3 separate regions of the Homo sapiens genome follow, and regions 2 and 3 are each linked to region 1. A link is a loop called in an ENCODE intact Hi-C map of the cell type or tissue named here. Cell type or tissue: Calu3. All regions are shown on one strand.

Region 1 (8,000 bases):
TAATCACTTCTTTATAGACATTAATCCTGTATTTTTTTCTCTAATTTGTACTGTAATTTGATCCTTTTTTAAAGAAAGCCTGTTTGAGGCTGACTCTTCAGATTCTTTGTACAGCATACTTAAACTATAAAAATGAACTTAGGATTTTCATGTATGTTTTGGGGAAGAAGTTCTGAGGGGTGTTAAATAATATATATCTATTTTTTAAGGATCAAATAAATATCATGGATTTTGCAAGTGAATAATGATTTGTGAATCAAGCCTCACTATATTAAGACTATACTGAGTGCCCCTTTTAGGACAAGACTAACAGTTTGTTTCTTTAAGCAGTTTTTTAAAAAAATTATACTACAGTTCCTCTCATGCCTTAGGCTGACAGTTGCAGTCTCCATGACATTTACCACTGTTAATTTTATTTTGGCTGCATTTGTAATAATGCCATTTTATTCATCTTTAACATACCAAATTTGATTAGACTTCTATCATATGAAGATATAATTCCAGTATAATAAAATAAACATGCTATGTTAAAGATCTCATATGGTCTCTTGCATGTACTCTGATCTCTGCTTTTAAAGCTAGGGATAAACACTATAAATATTGTATGAATTAAAACTTTGTCACATCAGTTTTATTGTAGTACTAATAGGCTGGCAGAATACATTTCATATTATGGTGATACAAATGCTTAATCTCTGAGCAGAACAATAAAATTCAGAAACATAACATTCCTTTGTGGGGAGGAGTTGCTTTTAAAGGAGCTCAATAAAAAAATGCAAACTGATTACTCCAAGCACACTGAAAATTAGGCATCGCCAGAAGGAATGTGTAAAAGGCTTTCTGATAGCTTGGATTAGAGACAACGATTCCCACAAAGCCTATCAGAGATAAATGAAATAAATGGAAGGAAGATGCAAACTCGGTCTTTGTTCCAGTAACTGCCGAATGTCATATTGGAATTCTCAACACAAAACCAAATGACTAGCAAGATCATCTGCATGCAAATGTAGAGTAAGTGACCCTCCCCAGCTCAATAGCTATTTTGAGATAATTGAAGTCTATACTATAGAAAAGTAGTTTCTTTCAAAGACTATGTTGCCTTTTCATGACACCTTAAAAATTCCATGTGAGTACTTAATGGCTAAAAATATTTTACTTTTACAGTTTAATCCTGTTTCTGTAGCTGTTCAGCATCTGAAACCCTTTCCTACTTGGTGAAAGGCTAGTTTTCATTTCTCTGAAATTCAAAGGGGGTCAGAGACTACCTCTCCCTGCCCCGACAGGTAGATCAGGTGACCCAGGCTTGGCCAATCTGATGATCCTTCCTGCCACTTTGCATTGTGAGCAAGTGATAGAAAGGAGCAGGGACAGTTTGGAATTCATTTCACGAGGCATCTTGCAGCGGGAAGTGCAGCGCTGCCCAGGGTGGAGGCCGAGGGTAGTGTGACAGCAGCAGAGCTGGGCGGGGCACCCCAACCAGGCTGTTCCTGCAGCATGACCTTGGCTGTGGTTCTTGCTGAGGAACCTGCCTGCATTTTTGCCAGTTTATAGCGTCTTCAGGCTTCTCCGCAAACAACTGAGCTTCCTGATATTCTGCCAGCAGATCTCTCTTTTGCTGAAGTTAACAAGAGTCAGTGTCTGATGCTTGCAACAAAGAACCCTGACTGACACGTAGAGGGTTTTCTTATTGTAAAGTGTTGTCGGCACTGCTCTAATATGTTTTGTTCTATGTATGAAATGAATAATAATACTTGATGGAAATATACCCACTCTTCCACACATCTCTCTATATAATGAAATCCTCATAATTCTAAGGATTCATCTGATAAAAAATATTGTTTCAGAGACAGAATAGTCAGAATTAAAGATTTTTATTGTGGGCGTGTTACGTCACATAATAGGCACAACAAAGGATTGGTCACTAAAACTAACAGAATGCAGCTATTGAAAGAAAAATTATGTAAGGAATGTCCATCTCTGTATAAGTAAAAATGTAACTTAACAATATATAACTAGCAAAAGATTTTGGGAGGCAACATAGCAAATTTATTAAGACTAAGAGTTCCAGTTCAGATTTGCCACTGACTAGCCATGTGATTTTAACCATTCTACATCTTATCTTCCACATCTGTCAACTGTTTGTGCTGATACCATTTAGTTCACAGGGCTAAAGTGAGAATTAATCGGGATGCTAATATAAATTTGTGAGTGCAGTACTAACACACAGTGAGAGCTTATACATGATGGAGGCCCATCTGCCAGGTAAGTCTGTTGCACTCACACACCAATACCACTCCCGGCTTTTCCGAGGTTCCGGCATATTGATTTGTTGGGATTTATGTTGGGAAGCTCATATTAGCATTCTGTCTCTTCCCTGGTCCCTCAGGGATTTCATTAAAGGAAACTATCCTTTCCCTGCCTCAGCCACTAGGGAACTCCAGGTGCCGTAATGCTGGTATTGTTGTTTTCTGCTCTATGTGACATTTAATGAGAGAAAAACAAAAACAAAAAAAGCCAACAACTTTATACTGTGAATAATATTAGCAAGTTTGCTCTAGAATAAAAAATGCTGATGATTTAGACAACGAAAACAGCCATTAGGGAAGTACTATTGAATTCTTTTTTCCTTTAAAATTAGCTCCTCATGCCCTTCCTCACCTTTGACTAAGAACTGATCCACGGAAAAAGAATCCTGAAACTTCCAAGTTACAGACTATAAGAAGTCAGATTAATGCATAAAAGTTGCTCATCATTAAAGGAGTAATCGCAAATCTTTACCTCCAGCAACCTAGCGCAACCCATCATTCTCTCCCCTGCCCCACTGCTCATGCCTCCTAAGGGATCTCCCTGCTCTTCACACTGGCTCCCACCCATTCTCTAGTCATCATCCTGAGTGATCTTTTAAAAGCATACATCAAATCACCTCAATGCATCTCACGAAACTTTCATTCATCTGCCTCTGCACTTAGAATAAAATCTAAGCCCCGTCCATGTGACACACAAGGTCCCACATACTCTGTACTTCAACTTCCATCTTGAATGCCTTTACCCTTGCCTATTGTGTGAACAAGCTGAAGACTTCTCCAAATGGACTTCCAAGTCAGATTTCCCTCTGCATGACTTACCTCCTTCCCCCAGATCATTTCCTTGTTGTATCCTATCAGACAGGACCCCTCTTAGATGTCACCACCACCCAAGTACTTTCTATCTCATCACTGTTTTATTTTCTGCAGAGCAGTTTTCTGAAAAAAAATGCTGCATATTTATTTCTTTCCCATTCCCCAATGGAGTTAAGCTCTATGCATGCAGGACCAATTCAGGTTTGTTTACCAGTGTGTCCCCAGTGCCTTAAACAATACTTGACACATGGTAGTTCAATAAATATTTGTTACCTGACTAATTGACTGAATGTATGATTCAAAAGATAATGGTTTCTACCACGCACCCCTCACTCCCTTTTCTGAAAGTTTCTCCCCTTTCCTGAGTAGGATTCTGCCAGTAAGAAAGAAAGAAAATGCTCTGCAGCCCCCAGCAACTTCTGGTTCTGCCAGTACAAGGGACATACATTGTTTGTAGCCTCTGCCAGTTTCCCAGATAACAGTCTGAACTCTCCTTTGCTAGCAGGGTCTCTCACGCTCCCCGGACTAAGAAATCACCCAGGATTGCACACCTAAATCAGACCATAGAAGACAACCTCATATGGTAACACCACACCAGGCTCAGGACAGGAAATTTACTCACCACACATCAAGGTAATGAAGGTAACCAAGTGCGATTTCACACCAGGCTTCCTGCTCCCAACAACAGAGGATGAGGGGGCAGCTCATTAACCAAGTTTGAATTTAAGTATAAAATGCCATATTTTCACAGGAGGAAATAGATGTGTTTTCTGTTAAGAATTCCAGTCTGAGTTCTCACTCAGCCTTTAATTCCTAAATGCAGAAAAAAACTAATAAGCTTCTTAGAATACATACATAAGAAGTTCTGTTTAACCCTAAGCTATTTAACACCTCAGTGGTTTTATAAGCACCAGTCTCATTAAATCTTGTGTGTGTGTCTTTGTGTGGGTAAGGCAAAGGGTGGCCGGGAGAGATCACTGCCACTGAACAGTCACATTGAATAAGCCATAGGACTGAAATTAGGAGGCAAGCAACAGTGACATCTAGTGTGGGTAAGAAATGCCAATACTGGCAAACTGCTTTTCTTTCTATAGCAAAAGACAGGACACAAGAAAGATGGTAGCAAATTAGGGTCAGAAAAGTGAAGATGATGCCAAATGTGAAACAAGAATGCAGATATACTAGATGACTACAGGAAAAGATTCTTTTCCAATTCCTTTGCCACTAAATGTTCTTCCTAGTTATATATTATTATGCACTTTCTTAGCTGAAAAAGCCCCTAAGGTGACCCAGCCTCCCACTTCTGCTCTCCCTTTCCCCTAAACCCTCCCACTGTGCCCTCTGGATCTCCTGTCTGGAATCAGTAAGCTCTTCTTATCCTCTTCTTGGAACATTTCTTTGCCTCTTGTTTTAAAAGGAGTCTGTTGGATACTACTTGCCCTGAAACCCCCCTGAGGAAAAGCTCTTTCATTTGTTGATCACACCCTGCCATGATGGCTGCTCTTCTTGCCTCCCGTTGCTTATCTATATCTCCCTCTTACAAAAATTTCTGATCCTTTGAGCTCCTGCTAAGCAGATGTGTCACTCTATCCCCACTATACTTGTTGCAACCATCTGACAAATCCCTGCTCATTCACAACCATTTGTTGAATATTTTAACTCTTGTTCACAATTTTTTCTAGACCCACCCTATCATCGTTTTCAATATCATCAACATCCACTTGATGAACCACGGCTGCTCAGCTCTTCAACCTCCTCAACTCCAATGCCTTCCCCTCCACCTCAGCCACCTACTCCCATTGTCCCATTTGTCATCAACAGAAGCTGCAACATTTCTGAAAACTCACTTCAAACCTCCCACTCACATATATTTCTCCTATTCAGTCTCTCAAGTACACCCACTAACCTATTCCACCAGCCACAGTGAAACCTCGAATCCATTAACCCCTTTACTTTCTGCACCTTCTGTCAGTCCCTACCTGGACTCACTGCCCTCCTTATCCAGTCCATATACTCAAGGTCTAATATTGTATTTGCTGCTCTGAAAATACACTTGATTCTCTCATTCTTTTCTCCTTCCACCACACTCATGGTTAATATTGCTTATCCTTGCCTAGTTAAGCAGTCAAACATTCCTAAAGAAAAATTAGTAAACCCACCTGACTGGTTTTACTTTAAATTCATGACTACCAACCTTAAGTAGATACTCACTACTGGCTGGCAATCCTGCTATGTTTCTCAAGTAGTATAACTTCCTAACTCACCAAGAACTATTTTATACATACTTCAACCTCACTCTCATATAACAGACTCACCTCATTACTCTTCGAAAATAAAAAACTCAATGATCCACTTTATATTCTCAACCTTAAACCTATAAACCTACCAGCATCCACACCCATTTTTTCTTCTTCCTTCCTCCTATCAAAGCCTACAATGTGAATGTATGCTCAAGCTCCCACCTTATCTCTCACCTTCTCAAGGTCTTCACTAGTCAATCTCTCCCCCTTGTGCATCAGCAATTTTCCCTTCTCTGCTGCATCAGTTCTATCTTTATACAAACATGCTGCAGTATCACAGATCAAAAACAAGCAAAAACCTCTCTCAATCCCAGAATTTTCTGTTCCCTCCTTTGGAGCCAGATTCCTCAAGAGGCATTACTGGTGCTGCCTCCACTTTCTCACCTCCCATTCCCCCTTCATTCTGGTTCCTGCTCCCCACTGCTCTGGCAAACACTTCTTGTCCTTAACCTCTCAGGAGCATTAATCAGAGTTGACAATTTCATCCTTCCACTGAGGGCAGGACTTTACATTCTGAGTTTTCCTCCTGCTTCTCTGGTTATTCCTTGTCACTCTCCTTTCTAGGCTCCTTAGCCCCCATACTAAAGCTATAAATATTAGTAATTCTCAATGCTCAGTCTTGGCCCAACTTCCCTTCTCCTCTTCGAGGATGGTGTGCATTCTGACCGAAAATACTATTAATATGTTTCTCCCAGAAACTAGCATGAATCTCTACTTTGAGCCCCGACTCACATATTCAGTTACCTAACATCTTTACTTAAATATTTCACACACATCTCAATATTATTATGTCCAAAGCTAAGTATTTTTTGTCCTTTCAACCTGTCCTTCACTCTTCCCAATCTCAGTACACAGCACCACTACAAAACCTGGTGATCATTTTTTATTCTTCCTTCCCTCTCTTTCCCACATCCAAGCATTTAACAATTTCTGTATTTTTTTTATATCTAGCATATATCTTGAATTAGAGTATTTCCTCCATTTTTACTGCCATTATCATATTCCTGGTCAACATTATCTCTCACTTGGTCTCTAAAAAAGTAGAGTCAAGATAGATTAGATGATGCTCCAACAACCGTAAAATCTGAGTGACCAAGAAAGAAAAAGAACGAGAAATATTTGGCACTAGTGACTACAAAGTCTGCCCCTTTAGTCATCAAATATTCCATTCACCATCTTTCCCACAGGCCCAATAACTACCCCTACTCCAGAGAGACAACCTGCATTGTATTAAGCTCAAAGTTCAGGATCTCTTGATGATATATGATGGGCTCTCATCTTAGTGTGGCTTCTCTTAATATGGAGACTATAAAGAAACAGAAACTTCCGCACATATACCCAAAATACAATAGTGGAACAGGGTCAGGATAACTGCAATAAACATGCCCATTTAGAAAGCAAAAGAATGAGAGGAAGACCAAAGTAGTCAATGTTCCATTGTAATTATGAAATTCTACCTGGGGGTGGAGAATGTTCTTTGATTAGGCTCCAATTCTCCTGGAGAGAGATTCCCTAGTCCATTGTTTGTCATGACCTTGGCTCTGCCCTTGGAGAAGATCTTTCTTTTTCATCATCCAACATGGCCACTTCTAAAATAGTCATTGGAGAAAATGCCCTCCCAACCCTCACCTCCCACCCCTTTGGGCACTGAGCCTGCTTCCTACCTTTAGATATTTGAGGACCCAAGGAACACAAACATATCTAGTTCACACTGTGATTTCTTTGATATACAACTCTTTCAAAAAGTTTGCTTCTCATCTATTTGATTCCAGCTAGCTCTGTGTGCCATTTACCACACCCATAATCCTTTCAAGGCATATCTTCTCTCCTTTTCCCCTCTCCTCTCTCTTTTCCTGTCTCCTTTTTCACTAAAATTTTGGCTCTGTGAGATCTATGATTTTATTATTTACTGCTGTAACCACAATACCAAGCTCAGTGCCAGGGATATAGTAGACACTCAGGAAGTAGTTGTGAAATGAATGAATAAAGGAACCTTACCTGAACTTTGAATTATGATTCTGCCTTCAGGTCCAGTTTATGCTTCTTTTAACTATTTCATTCTTCTTTCTTCTCATCTTCACCTTGTAAAAATGATATCACCTGCTGGCCCAAGTCTAAGTAACTTCTTGTCCTAACCTGTTTTCTTCTCTACAAGTTTTCACTTCTTCACTCAAGTATACTTTGGACCCTGAGAAGTTGAAGAATTCTAACTAATATTCTTCACCTGTTTTCCTAAAACAATATTGGCCTTTTTAAACTCTAGAGCAGAGGTTTTCAATCTTAGCTGCACATTAATATCAGCTGGAGAGCTTTTGAAACTCAATTCACTAGCAACATACCAAGGCAATTAAATTAAGAGTCTCTGAGGGTGAGACCTAGACATCAGTACTTTTTAGAGCTGCCCAGGTTATTTCAGTATGCAGCCAAAGTTGAAAACCACTGTTCCAAAGTAAGCTTTCTCTCCACCTCTTTCTTTCCTCCATGACTCTGAACCCTAATACTGATTGCTCAACCTGTGGATCTACCATCATTCCAAACAGCAAATCAACAAGTATTGAATTCCCTAAGTACTCACATCTGT
Region 2 (8,000 bases), 340 kb after region 1:
ATTAAAAAATCTGCATTGTTGTATGTCACGTAGCCTTTCAATAATAAAATTTGTTTATTAAGTTATGTTAACTATCAAAAGTATTTTTATTAAGATGATTGAAGTTTAATCTTGTGACTAGTTACTTATAACAATGCTTATCTAGTGTAAGTAGTATATTACAAAATTCCATTGACCACAAATACAGTTGATAAACCCTAATTGACAAAAAGAAGATTTCTAACAACTAAAATAGAGGTGTAGTATTATTATATAAAACCTTATATACTTTATTCCTCGAAGAATCCACTAAACTGTTACCTAGTGTCCGTTAACTTCTTATTTTAGACAGAATTTAGAAAGATTACTAGAATGCAAACTTTTGAAATTTGAGTCTGCTGCTACTATATAATTTTGGAAGAATCACTACCTTTCTGAAAATTAATTTTTAAAAATCCTTGACCTTTCCATGACTTTCAAATTCTGATGTAATTGCCTGTTTGAAATCTCTACTTAGATGTATAATAGGTACTTCAAATGGAGTGTTTATTTTTCTCTCTCAGTCTGTCATCTTAATCTTCCTCATATCCTAAAAACTATTTTTCACTCAAGAAAAACGTCATCTTTGATTTATCTCTCTTTTTTTTTTTCCACCATCTTACATTTAAGTCATCATCAGATCCATTGGCTGTACCTCGAAGAGATAGCCTGGGTTCTGCTACTTCTCTCCATTTCCTCTGCTGACACTCCAGTATAAACCAGCATCACCTTTCACTTGTATTACTGCCATAGTTTTATGCTACTTCTCAGTCTTTTTTCCACATGGTAGCCAGAGACAGCTTTAAAAATTACAAATCATATTATATTATTCTTCTACTTAAAATCCTGCAGAGATTTTAATTGTGTTGAGAACAAAAATCCAACGTCTTTGCTATGACCTACCTACAATTCCTGTCTTTCTTTCCCATCTCATGTGTGACCTCTTACTCAGCCACTCTAATCTCTGTACAGTTCCTTCAACATTTCAACTTAGTCCTGATTTAGTGGTCTGCTTCTGGATCTTCATTTTGCCTAGAATGTACTGAGGTTTCAAATTTTTTCGTGGCCTGGTTCTTGTCATTTTATTCTCAACTCAGATCACCTCTCTTGAGGCACCTTTCTAGAAACCTAATTTAAGGTAACTGTTATGTCTCACTCCCCATTACACCATCTATTAAAATGTATTCATAGGAGCATTTGAAACAATTTTTAAATTAGTAAACATGTTGATTTTTTTTTGTCTTCCACCCTAATTAGAATGTAAGCTACATGACAGCAGAGACTTTGTCTACCTTATTGAGTGTTTGAACAGTTTAAGCCACATAGAGGAGATATTCAAGAACTATTTGCCAAATAAATGAATGATTCCACCTATAAATGAAAGATCAGAGTTTTTTTAAAACGTATCCTGTTAGGAAAGCCCAAAGTCATCTATTTTAGAGTAATTATCAAAAATAGTTTTATACACTCACACATACACACACATGTAAAGTAGTCAGTACTTGAAGACCTTTAAATGAAAAAATTTATCCAGTTATCTAAAAGAAAATCATCTGATCATCTAATGAATACTCAAGTATGTTAAATAAGGTATTCATGTAAATTGTTTGATTTTTAATCTCGTGACTTACGTAGATTATGGCATGGAGCCAGGTTTGTGAGGAATATTAGAGTGGTGGGATTCCAGAATATAAAACTTGGACGGAGTGTGTGGAGTGGCTATCATCACTAATTCTGAAATTTTGAGCCTAAGCCACATTTTATAGGGAGCCGAAGAAAAACTGTGAAAATTATGTAATGTATGTCCTTGGTATCTATATGATTTATCATAAATATATGCTGAAATTTTAATGTCTATGGTTTGATTATCTTAAACTTAAGCTTATGATATTTACACTAGTTTGGGAGGGACAGCATGTTCTTGGGTTCATCCTAGATACTTAGTTAATGCTTTCTAATTAACTGACAAAATAAATATATATGATTATTATAAAAAATGAGGTATGTTTACTGTATATTTTTGTTCTTCCAGCTAAATACTATCATCCAGTTTACTTTTAAAAATAGAGTGCGCACTCACGAGTAGCCTGTATTACCAGTATTTAATAAATGGATATCCAAAACATACACTTTCTATGGAATTTCATAAATAAGTCATCTTATTTCAGTAGTCTAGTGAGTCCCAAATATGTAAGATAAGCATATGTAAGATCAGTAGTCTGGCGTATGTATGTAAGATCAGTAGTCTGGTGAGTCCCAAATATGTATAAAGTGGATGTAGAATGAAGCTTGTAACACTTAAAATGTTTCTGGTCTGCTAATTATGATATGTTTTGAAAATGCTTAGTAGTTAGAACCAGTTAAAAGGGAAAATGGTATATACTTAGAATGACTATCTGGATTAAACATAAAGCACTTAAGATAAATGATCATGAGACTCTCAGTTTTCTGTTTAAAAGGAAATGCTGATTTGCTAAGAAATAATTTCAGTTTAACTTTATGTATTCATTAATGTATAAAATCAATATGAAATGTTTTAAGTTAGAAGAATGTCAAATATTTGGAAGCAAAGATTATTAGCTGCATTTAATTAGGTATTGTGTGTGCAGGAAATATAAATAAAACAATAAATATTATTAGCATGTAGTTCTAAAGTTGAGTAAAATAGAGTTTTGATATAACCCACATTATTCTTCTTCTTTAATCATTTGTTTTCTTAACTTAAAGCATTTGTTAATATAATTTGAATATTATTCAAATATAAGAAATCTATGCATAATGGATGTTAATTATTTCATGTTCCAATAGCTTACAAACACAATTCACAATATCAAGTATACTGAGCCCTCTAGTGATTTTTTTTTTAACTGCTGTCACAATTGCTGTCTGAGCACATTCCTTTTATTTTTACCAACAAGTTTATTGGTGAAAATTATTTCGTTCATTTTCCTTAATTTGAAATGAGAAATAAAAAGAAACTTTATAGGGAGTGGTATAAAACGTGGGCTGTTTTAAATATGTTAGGAAGTTTTGGAGGGTTTTTCTTTTTTAACTTGCTGTTTCTATTCAGCATGTTCTGTTGATAGTGATGTATATATATGCAATAATATTATAAAGATTTTTTTGAGATGTTTATTTTGAAATAAATGTAGAGGATACTTACCGAACAAGATAAATCATCATATTTTAAACAGTAAATTTAGTGGTAATTTGTATTTGAGCTAGGACAAACTGAGTTTAGGTCCCGTCTCGGCCACAATTTATTAGCAGGGTAGACTTGGGTAAGTTATTTAACCTCTCTAGGCCTCAGTTCCCTCTGATAATTTCTTCATATAGTCTCTAAAATATCTTTTAGAGATGTTTCCAGAGGAGTCTTGATAATTTCTTTTCTTTATATTGAATTTTTCTTTCATAATTTAAATCTAAGCCTTCTTATTCTCAGAAGATAAATTTATTATTTCTATGGTTTTAGACTTTTTAAATTATATTCCAAATAGAACTATAACATGCTTTTTCCTTGCTTAAAAGAGACCTTGAATAGTAACCGTGTCGCTTTTGGTCACAGTTACATCCCTAGTGGCTGAAAAAGTCCCTGGCTATTTCATTCAGTAATTTGATGCTCATTTAGTAACTTGGTAAATGAGTGAAGAAAAGGTCAGCTCCTTCAGTGTAGCATATGTGATTTTTTGTAGTCTGCTCTTGGCCTACTTTTCCATCTTCATCATCTTTGCTACTCCTTTTCACCAGCCCTAAGTGTTTTTCTAATATCCTGTTTCTTGTACCTAATATGGCATGCTTAGTGACTGTCTCTCCCTCACATACCTTAGCATATAGTTCATATCCTTATAGAAACCTAAATGATGTAATCTAATTTTAAACATGCCTTTTTCTTCCTTTAAACGACAAACTAGGGCCAGGTGTGGTAGCTCACAACTGTTATCTCAGTGCTTTGGGAAGCTGAGGTGGGAGGATAACTTGAGCCCAGGAGTTCAAAGACCAGTCTGAGCAAGACCAGCAAGACCTTGTCTCTACTAAAAATAAGAAAGTTAGGGCCGGGTGCAGTGGCTCACGCCTGTAATCCCAGCACTCTGGGAGGCCAAGCTGGGTGGATCACGAGGTCAGAAAATCGAGACCATCCTGGCTAACATGCTGAAACCCTGTCTCTACTAAAAATACAAAAAATTAGCCAGGCGTGGTGATGGGCGCCTGTAGTATCAGCTACTCAGGAGACTGAGGCAGGAGAATTGCTTGAACCTGGGAGGCGGAGGTTGCCGTGAGCCAAGATAGTGCCATTGCACTCCAGACTAGGCAACAGAGTGAGAGTGCATCTCCGAAAAAAAAAAGTTAGTCAGGTGTGGTGACATGCACGTGTCATGACATGTACGTGTCATGTACATGCACATGTCTGAGTACATGCACGTGACATGTACTCAGAAGGTTGAGGCAGGAGGATTGCTTGTCCCCAGAAGTTTGAGGTTGCAGTGAGCTATGATTGCTCCACTGCGCTTCAGCCTGGGCAACAGAGCAAGACGCTATCTCAGAAATCATCAGCAAAACCCAGAAACTAGTCAGTTTTAAGGATCATTTTAAAAATTGTCTGACTTTTGTTATGAAAACAAATATTTGTATTGACAGAACTTAGTACAATAACAATCAGTAAATGAATGTTGAATCGATTAGAATGTTATAAACCTCTATATATGTAATAGGTTTTGTTTGTTAGTATATTCTTCTGATTATTTATTTCTTGAACTATAACCTTCAAAAACAAAGAAATAGGTTTTTTACTGAAAGTTGAATATAGGGCTTTTGCTAAAATGCTACATATTTTGGCTAGATTCAATTTAGTATTTCTTTGGAGGACATTATGTATGCAGTGTATATCTATCTTTAAACTTTTCCCCTCATTTAATTATAGTTCTTTTTCCAAGTAGCCAGCATAAAATCATTCAATAAAAATGTATTTAGTAGCCTATTATGTTCCTGGCAATTGATTAGGTACTGGAGTAATACAAAGAGTAATAAAAAACAGAATCCTTAGTTTCAATCTAATGGGTCAGAAATACATATAAAAGACTCATTTCAATATTTGTGGTTAAGGGTCATAATAATAATACATAAAGAGGGTTGTCTGAGTGTCTAGTTGTTGAGAGAAGCTACGGTAGTTCCTTAAATCTTCTAAAATATGCTGAAGCACAAAGAAGTAAAGATAACAATTGTTTAGGGAATTGGAGAGAACCAGAAATTGCTTTTGAGCTTAAACTTGAATGGTAATGAAGAGTCAATGAGAAGTCTTGGAACATTTTGTAAGCTGGAATGTGACATGATCAGATTTGTAGTTTAGGAATAGTATACTCTGTTTCTTGTCATAAGTCTATAAAAACTGGAAATAGCTGCATTCATTCATAGCACTATTTTAGGAAACCTCGTATAAAAATGAAATGATATATGATAGTAATAATAATAGCTACCATTAATTTATTTCAACATATTTAACAAGTACCATCTCTGTGTATGGTTTATAGTATATGATTTATAAATATTATCTAATTAAAGACTCAGCTTTTGAAGTTATATGACTTCAAATACTAGCTCTACCATTTATAGTTGTGTGAACTTAAACAAGCTTTCTCAAGTTTCAGTTTCCTCATCTATAAAATATTCTGGTATGGCTATAGAAATAATTAGGATATTTTATGTAAAGGACTCCTGTGCTTAGCCCATAGTAAGCACTCCATAATTGTTAGCTATTTTAAAATTAATTTTTGTAACTTCCTTGTGTTAAAAAGATAACACCTTTACCTTGCAATATTACCTTGCAGATGAGGAAATTGAATTTAGAGATCTTAAGTTACCTGCGGGTCATACTTGCAGTATTACCTTGCAGAGGAGAAAATAAAATTTAGAGATCTTAGGTTTCTTAAAAGTTATATTGCAAGTAGTGGCAAAGCCAGTATTTTAACTTGGGTCTCTGACTGTAAGCCCAGTATCCTGAAAAATGTGCTGTACTGTCCTTCCGAGGCTAAGTGATCAGGAGAAATTGGTGAAGAAAGTATCAGTGGTACTCTCAGATGTTTAATTGGCCTGCCTAAGAGCTTCTAGGCCTAAGAGATACTACTGTGATCTCTTCTGAGTATATCTTTTGTCCAAATGAAAGCATAAGCAAATGTATAATAGATAAGTCTATGTTGTCTAACTCATCTATGTTGTTACATGTCTCAATAATTAATTCTTTTTTAATGCTGTGTAGTATTCCATTGTATCAATATATAACATTTTGTTTATCCATTTATCTGTCGATGGACATTTGAGTGGTTTTCCTGTTTTAGGCTATTACAGGTAAAGCTGCTATGAGCATTCATATTCATGTTTTTGTATGTACATGTACTTCTTTTTCTCTTGGGTAGAGCCTCAAAGGGGTATGTTAGGTGTATGTTGTTTAACTTTTAAAAACTTGCTAGATTGTTTTATTAAAGTTATTGTACATTTAGTTTAGGTGTATGTTTGTTTAACTTTTAAAAACTTGCTAGATTGGGCTAGGTGCGGTGGCTCATGCCTGTAATCCCAGCACTTTGGGAGGCTGAGGCGGGTGGATCACGAGGTCAGTAAATCTAGACCATCCTGGCTAACATGGTGAAACCCTATGCCTACTAAAAATACAAAAAAAATTAGCCATGCCTGGTGGCTGGCGCCTGTAGTCCCAGCTACTCCGGAGGCTGAGGCAGGAGAATGGTGTGAACCTGGGAGGCAGAGCTTGCAATGAGCCGAGATCATGCCTCTGCAACTCAGCCTGGGGGACAGAGCAAGAGACTCCATCTCAAAAAAAAAAAAAAAAAAAAAAAAAAAAACTTGCAGATTGTTTTATTAAAGTGATTGTACATGTAGTTTATCTGCTATCAGTATGTGTGAATTCTTTTTTCTCTACATCAACAATACTTGCAATTAAAAAAATTAAATTATTAAACATTTTGCCAATTTTTTAAATGTTAGCCATTTTAACAGGTGCATAGTTGTGATTTTAATTTTTATTTCCCTAATGACTAATGATGTTGAGCATTTTTATTTGTGCTTATTTGACATCTATATATTTTCTTTGGTGAAATGATTCTTTAAATCTTTACATACTCTTAAGATTAAATTGCTTGTTTTCTTTACTGTTGTGTTGAGTTTTTTTATTCTACGTATAAGCACTTTATCTGATATATGTATTGCAAAGATTTTTCTCCCATTCTATGGTTTATCTTTTTATTTTCTTAACAGTATCTTAAAGATAGTAGGTTTTCCATTTTGCTTAAGTCAAATTTACTGATTTGTTTATAGATTTTATTTTATTTAAGAAATCTTGGCATAACTCACATTCACAAAGAATTTCTTCCATGTTTTCTTCTACATGTTTTATACTGTCAGGCTTTACATTCAGGTAGTGATTTATTTTGAGTTAATTTTTGTATGTGACACAAGGTATGGTTTCAAGTCATTTTTTTAACGTGTATATCCATTTGTTCTAGCATCATTTATTGAAAATGCTGACCTTTGTCATCTACATTGCCTTTCAGCCCTTGTCAAAAATCAGTTGTCCAAATATGTGTGGATTTATTTCTGGATTTTGTATTCAGTTCCTTGATTTGTTTGTATTTATGTAAATACCTTGCTGTTTTGATTTCTCTAGTGTTTTAATAATTTTTGACATCAGGTAGTTTTAGCTCTCTAACATTGTTATTCTTTTTCAAAGTTGTTTTGTTCCTTCTAGGTCATGTGTGTTTCCATATGAATTTCAAAGTCAGCTTGTCAATTTCCATAGGAAACCCTGGTGGGATTTTGATTGGAATTGCATTGAATCTGTAGATGAGTTTGGGAAAAAAAAAAAAAAAAGACATCTTAAGAATTTTATCTTTCATTTAGCAAAATAGAATATTTTTCAGTGTACAGGTCTTTCCCATCTCTTTTCATATTTATCCTTAAGAAATTCATAACAGAGTGCT
Region 3 (8,000 bases), 530 kb before region 1:
AAAAACTAAAAAATATTTCAAAGGAAATTTTTATATTCATTTCCCAGAGAAACCATGATAACTTAGGAAAAATATTTCTACATAGATGTAAGGTAATATGGCCTAACAATTCATGGTTTCTGATGATTAAATTAATAGAATACAAAAGTAGATCTTGGAGAATCTGGATCAATAAACAGTTTATATCACTTTTGGTGTAATGCAGATCTCAAATGTGTCCTTTATTTTTGTATTCCTAGAACCTGGAACAGTGACAGGCATTTAGTGTGTATTTAACAAATGGTTATGTGAATGAATATAATCATCGGTAGTCCAATTCCACTTCCAATTGTACTGAGTCTATTTATAGTAGTTTCTAAGATATAGACTTCTAAATCATATCTAAAGTTACAGCATATCTTTACTGCAAGTCTGAAACATAATTATTTAATGAAAAATAATGATTAGAAATATACTCAAATGAAGCCAGTGATCCATCAGGGGTGATGTTGCCTCTAGGGGACATTTGGCAAAAAGTCTGGAGATATTTTTAATTGTCACAACTGGGGATGAGAACTACTACTAACATCTACTGGGTAAAGGTTAGGGATGCTGGTAAACATTTTACAAAAAATAGCCCCCCATGACTTCAACTAAACAGCACCAAGGTTGATAAACTCTTGCCTAAGCCATGAATATTTGAGACTAGCACTTAGCACATCACAGTGATATGTAATGTTGCCTTCTGCTTCCTACACTGAATGATTAATATACTAGTTCATAAGATGTGTTTTCCAGTCATTTAGGTACATTTTCTAATATTGAACTTTATATTGCCTGCCCTTTTAAAATATGGCAGAGGCTATTCATCTTTAGTTAAAAACAAATAAATAAAAAATACAAATAACTGAGTCGTATGAAGTACATTTTTATGACATTATGCATCCTTCTTGTAGTGACATTATGCTGGTTCAGATATAATCTGCATCCTTTCTAAAACTGGAGACACTATATACCATTTACTCATCTCTGCTTGTGCCTTATTTATATGGCTGTGATTTCTTATATCTCATAAAACAAAATATTGGCTTAAAGTGCACTTCTATAGCCTGGGAGAAGGCCTTGGATCTTCAAAAATGCATACAGTGCAAAAGTGGCAAAGATTATAGCAAACAATTGCTTCTATTTAATGTTTTCCACATGTCTTAACTTCTGTCTACCTGGAGTTAACTGTCTACAGTGGAGCTCTGTCTTGAGGAGATGTGTAGATAGCTGTGGACCCTAGCCTCTTGTTTAGCATCAGCTGCAAAGTCTCTCCTCATCTACCAATACACATAGAAGCTTGTTTCTTTCTGTTTTACCTCTTTGTTTTTTACATTTTGTGTCTGTTATGAACAGGTATAGCGTTCAGTGAAGAACCTGACTATTAGATTCAACATTTTGGGTTTAAATCCTTATTCTGACACTTGTACTTTCCCTCAGAAAAGTTTCATAACATCTTTAAGACTCAGATTTTACATTTTTTTATATAGGGAGACTAAACAGAGTTGCCATGAAAACAGAAAAACGAGAAATGCATGCTAAGTGTTTAGACTGTTACTGGCATGCAGCGAGCTTTCAATAGCTGTTGTTGTCATGATGATTATTATGTTTACCTCTCATGTTTTATATCTCTTTCTTGTCTCTCTTCTCTGTGCTCATAGTAATGAGGTAATTTCCTCTCCAAACTCTGTTCATCTCTCCTTTCCTCTCCTTTCCATCTATTCCTGTTTGAGGGATGAACATTTCAAGATGATGCTAGCAGAGACAGAAATGTGGCAGTTTTAATTTCTCTATCAGGCGGGAGATTTAATGTATTCCACTGACAAAGAATCTCAAAAGTAATGCCCAATTGCCTGTGGTGATATCTTTTGCAAATTTTGAAATGTAGAGGAAGAATATTTACAGAAATATTGCTGTTGTAATATAAAGCAATTTAATATGTTATTCTTACTTTTTTGGCTTTTGTTTTCAATTTTATTCTAATTAAAGTAAACTAAAATATATGTACTTAAAGTGTAAAATTTGATTAACTTTGACATTATGATATAATTACCATAGTCAAGATAATACATATTTTCATAACTAAGGGTTTTTCCTGCCCTTTGTAATTATGCTTACTTTTTACCTTATCTGAAGTCCAGGAAGTAAGAATTTACTAAATTCAGCAACATATGTAAATCTTGTCCTGGCTAAACTAGATGCACAGCATTATAATTAGATCATCAAGAAGATACAAAAACTTTCTCTTTTAAAATCCAAGTAGGGGATGTAGTTGTGTCAGAATATAGTTATTGGACTCTGAACTGTATAGTATTTATCTATTAGTTCACTCCCCAAATGTGCATTAAGCATCTACTACAAGCCATGCCCTGATCCAGGAGGTGAGGACACAGTTCTAAAGAAAACGCATTCTCTGCCCTTGTGGAACAGCTTACTGGGGAGAGAAAAGTAAGCTTACTGGGGAGAGAAAAGTCTTATGAGAAGAATGGGCAGTCACAGTTTACACATCTTAATGTAATGCAAAAAGAAATGGCAGAAATATAAAATGTTGTCCAAAGCACTAGGTGGCGATAGAATTTATCACCAAAAATGTATAAATATCATATATGCATAATAAGCCTTCAAAAATAAAGATAAATTTTTATTATTAACTGTAGTGTTAGTCAGTAAAGAGCAGAAAGGATACTAACATTCAACATAAATGTGCACTGATGCATCTTAAAATATTCTATTACCATTAAAATTCTTAGAAGGATAAGGACTAATCAAGAGCAATAAAGTTCAAGCTTTTTTACATAATGCTGCAATAAAAACCCATCAACTTGTAAAATCAGATCTATAAAAGAAAATTTTCAACTAATTGAACAAGTTCATTTATTTTTAAAGAAAATGACAAATGGCATACACTTGCTTAAGGGAGATGGAGAATTATTACATTATGCTTTAGTTTTGTTGAACAAAAATGGTTTATATTTTGAAGGTATCAAGTATTTTAAAATTTTGATAAGCAAACCTTTAGAAAGACAAACGGCCTCTCCCATCTTTATTGTTTAACGTACTATGTGCCACTTATTTTATATACCTTGTCTCATATGAGATTCAAAACAACCTTGTTATGTATTGTAGTTTCCCACTTAAGAGAAAAATTGATGATGGCTAGTTATAACACAATAGCTACTGACAGGGAAGCTAATCTCCTGAGAGAGAGAGCAACAGCATATACCTTTAGCAGAGTAAACATCTGTCACAATTAAGTAAATAATTGACATGATGAATTAAGCTTCTTTGTAACACTATAGTTTAAGAGGTAAATATAAAAATAGTTACAATGACTCATTTGGGTAAGATTATGGTTGATTTTAGTTTTTTTTTTTTTCTTCTTATTCTGTTATCAAGGCTTTCTACAGCCATTATTATGTCTTACTTGTTGTACAGTCAGGATAGGGTAAGTTATGTTTACATGTCTCAGGGGCTAAACAACAGGCAAGTTTATTGCCGTTCCTATTGTTTGTCTAGCATGGATTGGTAGGGTGGCTTTGCACCTTACAGTTACTCCAGTACCTCCATCAAGAATCATGTTCTCATCATTACTATAGCATGGAGAAGAAAATGTGACAAACTGATAACTGACTTTTGAAACAGTCACCAAGAAATATTTCAGTACTTTGCTCACATTTCACTGGCAAAAGAAAATCACATGGCTTTGCCTAACCTCAAAGAGGGTGAGAAAATGCAATTCTGTTCTATGCCTGAGACCAGAGCTAGATATATTTGGTAAATAGCACCAATAACTACAAAACTTAATAACCTTTTAATGTTCTAAATACATTATATGAATTAAAAATTCCATACTCAAAAATTCATTATATCACTTTTTCCTAAAAAGTTAATTGATTCTTGGTAAGCAGCATTATGAGGCCTAAATCAAGACTGTTCTTTGGAACCTATTTATGCCTCCAACCTGTCCAGTGATATTTAATAATTTCAAATTCCAGCCACAGCCTCTTCTACAGGGCTGCTGGTGACTAACCTACTTTAGTCTTATATGGTTATATGCTCTGATTTTCAGTCTTGCCAGTCCCTTCATGATCTCTTTTGATCCATTTGTCTTTATTCTTGGGCATCTCTAGATGATGTCTGGTGTATCAACCTCAGTAGATGTTTCATCATGCTACCAGTTCACCATACCATTTCACAGCTCTGTACACTTGCATTTCCTATCTTACCTACTCTTAACATTACTTGAGACCCAGTTTAAATGTCATCTCTGTTTAGTTCTCCAACCAACTGGATCTCCTTGATTTCAACTTCCAGTTTGCCATAACACTTTTATATAACTCTCTTTTAGCATTTATCATACTGTACTGTAATTTATTTGTAACACTAGTGTTTAAGTATTTGGAGAATCAAAACATCTTATTCACATTTGGTTCTTCTTTGGCCAAGGAAGTGCTTGATAAGATATTACTTTATATAGTTGTATATGTCATCAGTATATAAAGTTTATAAAGAAAAAATAATTTTCAGACAAATAAGGAAGTGAGCTCAAATTAAAGAATGTGATGGACCCTAACTGAAGCAGCAAATGTACTGCTATAGAAAGAATCTATGTTAGTTGATTGGCTACTAAATAGACTAATAAATTGACAAATAAATGTTGTTTTATTTATAAAGTATATTTTAGTATAACTCAAATTTCCTTGGTTTTAAAAATATGAGTACATTACTCAAAGTGATCTATAGATTTAATGTACTCTCTATCAAAATTCCAATAAAATTTTTTGCAGAAACAGAAAAACTCAGCTAAAACTTCATATAGAATCTCAAGAAATCCTGACTAGCCAAAACAATCTTAAAAAAGAACAAAGTTGGAGATCTCATAGTTCCTGATTTCAAACTTATTACAAAGCTAGTTAAAACAGTATGATACTGGCACAAAGGCAGACATATAAACCAATGGAATAAAATAGAGAGCTCAGAAATAAACTCTCACATATGTGGTAAAATAATTTTCATTTTCAACAATAAACTCTAACATATGTGGTCAATAAATGACAAAAGAATAGTCTTTTCAATAAACAGAGATAGGGAAACTGGATATCCACATACAAAAGAATAAAGTTGGACTCTTACTCTTCAAGATAGAAAAAAAATTAATTCAAAAAACATAAAAAACCTAAATGTAAGATCTAAAACTATACAACCCTTAGAAAAAAACATAGGGGAAAATCTTCATGACATTAGATTTGGCAATGATTTATTGAATATGACAGCAAAAGTATAGGTTTAAAAAAAGTAAAAATAAACTGGATTATGAAATTTAAAAATTTGCATCAAAGGACACAACCAACAACGTGAAAAAGCAACCCATGGAATAGAAGAAAACATTTGCAAATAATATATCTGATAGTCAGTTAATATCCAGAATATAGAAAGAATTACTGAAACTCAACAACCAATGAATCAAACAGCTAAAATAAAAAAATCAGCATACAACTTAAACATTTCCCCAAATAAAATATTCAAATGATCAATAAGAATATAGAAATGTGTTTAACATCATTAATCATGAGGGAAATGCAAATCAAAACCACAGTTAGATATCACCTTACACCCATCAACATGAGTACAATTAAAATATATATATATGTTAGTGAGGATACGGATAAGTTAGAACTCTTGTGCACTGTTGGTAGGAATGATGTTATATCCATTATGGAAAACAGTATGATGGTTCCTCAAAAAGTTCAACAGAGAAGTAATATATGATCCAGCAATTCCACATCTGGGTATATACTGAAAAGAATTGAGAACAGGGCCTCAAAGAGATATTTGTTTACCCATGTCCATAGCAGCATTATTTATAATAGCTAAAAGGTGGAAGCAACCCAAGTATTTGATGAATGAATGAATAATATGTGACACATACATACAATGGAATATAATTGAGCCTTAAAAACAAAGAAAATTTCGACACTTTACAACACAGCAACATCGATGAACCTTGAAAATACTATTTTAAGTGAAATAAACCAGTACAAAAAGACAAACACTGTATAATCGATTTCTATGAGTATCTAGAGTATTTAATTCATAGAAACAGAAAGTAGAATGGTGGTTTCTGGAGACTATGGAAAGAGAAATGGAGAATGGTTGTTTAGTGCATACAAAAGTTTAGTTTTGCAAAATAAAAAAGTTCTGGAGATTGGTTGCACTACAATGTGAATATTTTTAACACTACTGAATTGTACATTTAAAAATGGTTAAGATGGCAAATTGTATGTGTATTTTACCACAATTACAAATTTTAAAAATCTGAATACAAGATTATGGTACTGTTATACATGTTCTAAGAAAACTACAAATGTTTAAGTGTCTCTACTCTGAAACAGAATTCTGTTTTATTTTGCAAAATTCTTTAAAAGTTAAATTAAAAAGTAAAACTATTTATATATGTATATTAAATGAGTACTACAGTATTATAGAACAGTTTTACAATGTCTTTGGTAACCAATTCTATTCTCCTAAATAGCGAAGCAGTTACAACAATAAATTAAACTGTACCAAGAAAAATGCAAACAATACCACAATAGATCACTTACTGTGCATGTAAACTTTGTCCTGCATAATTTGGATTTACTCTACCCCACATAAAAGAAAAAAGTCATTTTCAAGAATTATTGTTTAATGGCAGAGAAAACCATTCTATTTATCTCTGGTTTGCCAGTAGGCTCTGTGAATGCTTTTTGATCTTTGCTGTAGGCTAAAAGCACACGGAATCCTTTTTCAATAGTGTAAAAGCTCAGACCTGGACAATGTTTGGAAACCCTTTAGATTTGTCTTCTTAACACACAAATACAAGTATCTTTGCTAGGTTATTTCCTAATATATAGCAGTTGTTTTCTTTAATAATAGGAAAATTATGTTTAAAATTATATTTTAAATATTGATCTAGTCTCTTCGCTGAATTTCTAATGGCATCTGATGATATTTAAAAGAAAAAAAAGCTCATCATTTGTAATTTTCGGTCTCTCAATATGCCAGCAAGACAGCTCTCTGACCTTCAGCCATATTTTTGGAAAAGGAATTACAGCTTGTCATTTTTCATTGTGTTATTAATAGGGTAATTAACAAGTTAGTGTTAAGATTTTAAGAGCTGACTTAATTTTCTTTCTTTAATGCCAACTCAATTATTTCAATTGGATAAAAAGTTCATTGTGAGAGTGGAATGGGGAATTTGAAAAAAATACTTAAATGACAAGTCAGAATCATTGCACATGTAATTAATTAGTACTTTTTGTACATTTTTTAAAAGTTAAAAAGTAAAACTATTTTTAAATTTATATGAAATGGATATTATAAAACATTCTAGTAATATCAGATTGTTTTAAATCTCAATTTATACTTCACAATTTTTACTGTATTTACAGGGGACTGTTCTTCCTTCATATTAAAGCTAATTCAAAACCATTTTGAATACTCTTAAGGACAAGAATATTTAGCAGAATAATTGCTACTCAGTGTTGAAGTTCAGACAATTAAGTGTTTTTAAGAAGTGATTAATAATTTTGTCAGTGTTAAATCACTAAAAAATTATGCTTGTTTAAACATTTTAAATTTGTTTTACATACAAAATGATGCCTTTGTTTATCATATTGATAAGTTTGACTTAATGTCAATTTGTTTCAAAATATGAAAATTTGTATATTGGTCAAGATTGGCTAGATCAGTGATTCTCAAGTGGAGTTACTAAACTAATGGCATCACGATTACCCAGAAACTTATTAGAAAAAGAAATTATTAGGCCACAACTATACCTATAAAATCAGAAACTGGGAGTCAGTCTAGCAAGCAGTGTTTTATCAAGCCTTCCTAATGTTTTTAATACACATGGAAATTCAACGACAACTTGACTGGGTTATACTATAGTAAAAATCATCCCCCTTCCCAAATCACAGTGATTTAACAGAACAAGATTT

The links. Hi-C counts contacts between places; a loop is a spot of excess contacts. Peaks named below come from ENCODE experiments on the same cell type or tissue, not always from the same donor. Only the 100,000 strongest peaks of a DNase experiment are listed, where the experiment ranks them.
Region 2: it touches region 1 in a loop (2.2-fold over the local background); 3 of 110 quality-filtered maps call a loop at or near these places.
Region 3: it touches region 1 in a loop (17-fold over the local background); 4 of 110 quality-filtered maps call a loop at or near these places.

Annotation. Positions count from the first base shown.
Region 1 is chr6:101,110,965-101,118,964 of GRCh38, reverse strand. The region is part of intron 3 of LOC107984041 (a long non-coding RNA gene); the gene reads right to left. Among named protein-coding and RNA genes, the nearest start is that of ASCC3, 230 kb to the right of the region's middle. In Calu3, no CTCF peak of the experiment used is centred here; a DNase peak (open chromatin) is centred at 4,124.
Region 2 is chr6:100,770,733-100,778,732 of GRCh38, reverse strand. All of the region lies in intron 8 of ASCC3 (activating signal cointegrator 1 complex subunit 3), which reads left to right. Among named protein-coding and RNA genes, the nearest start is that of ASCC3, 110 kb to the left of the region's middle. In Calu3, no CTCF peak of the experiment used is centred here; no DNase peak of the experiment used is centred here.
Region 3 is chr6:101,640,561-101,648,560 of GRCh38, reverse strand. All of the region lies in intron 4 of GRIK2 (glutamate ionotropic receptor kainate type subunit 2), which reads right to left. Among named protein-coding and RNA genes, the nearest start is that of GRIK2, 250 kb to the right of the region's middle. In Calu3, no CTCF peak of the experiment used is centred here; no DNase peak of the experiment used is centred here.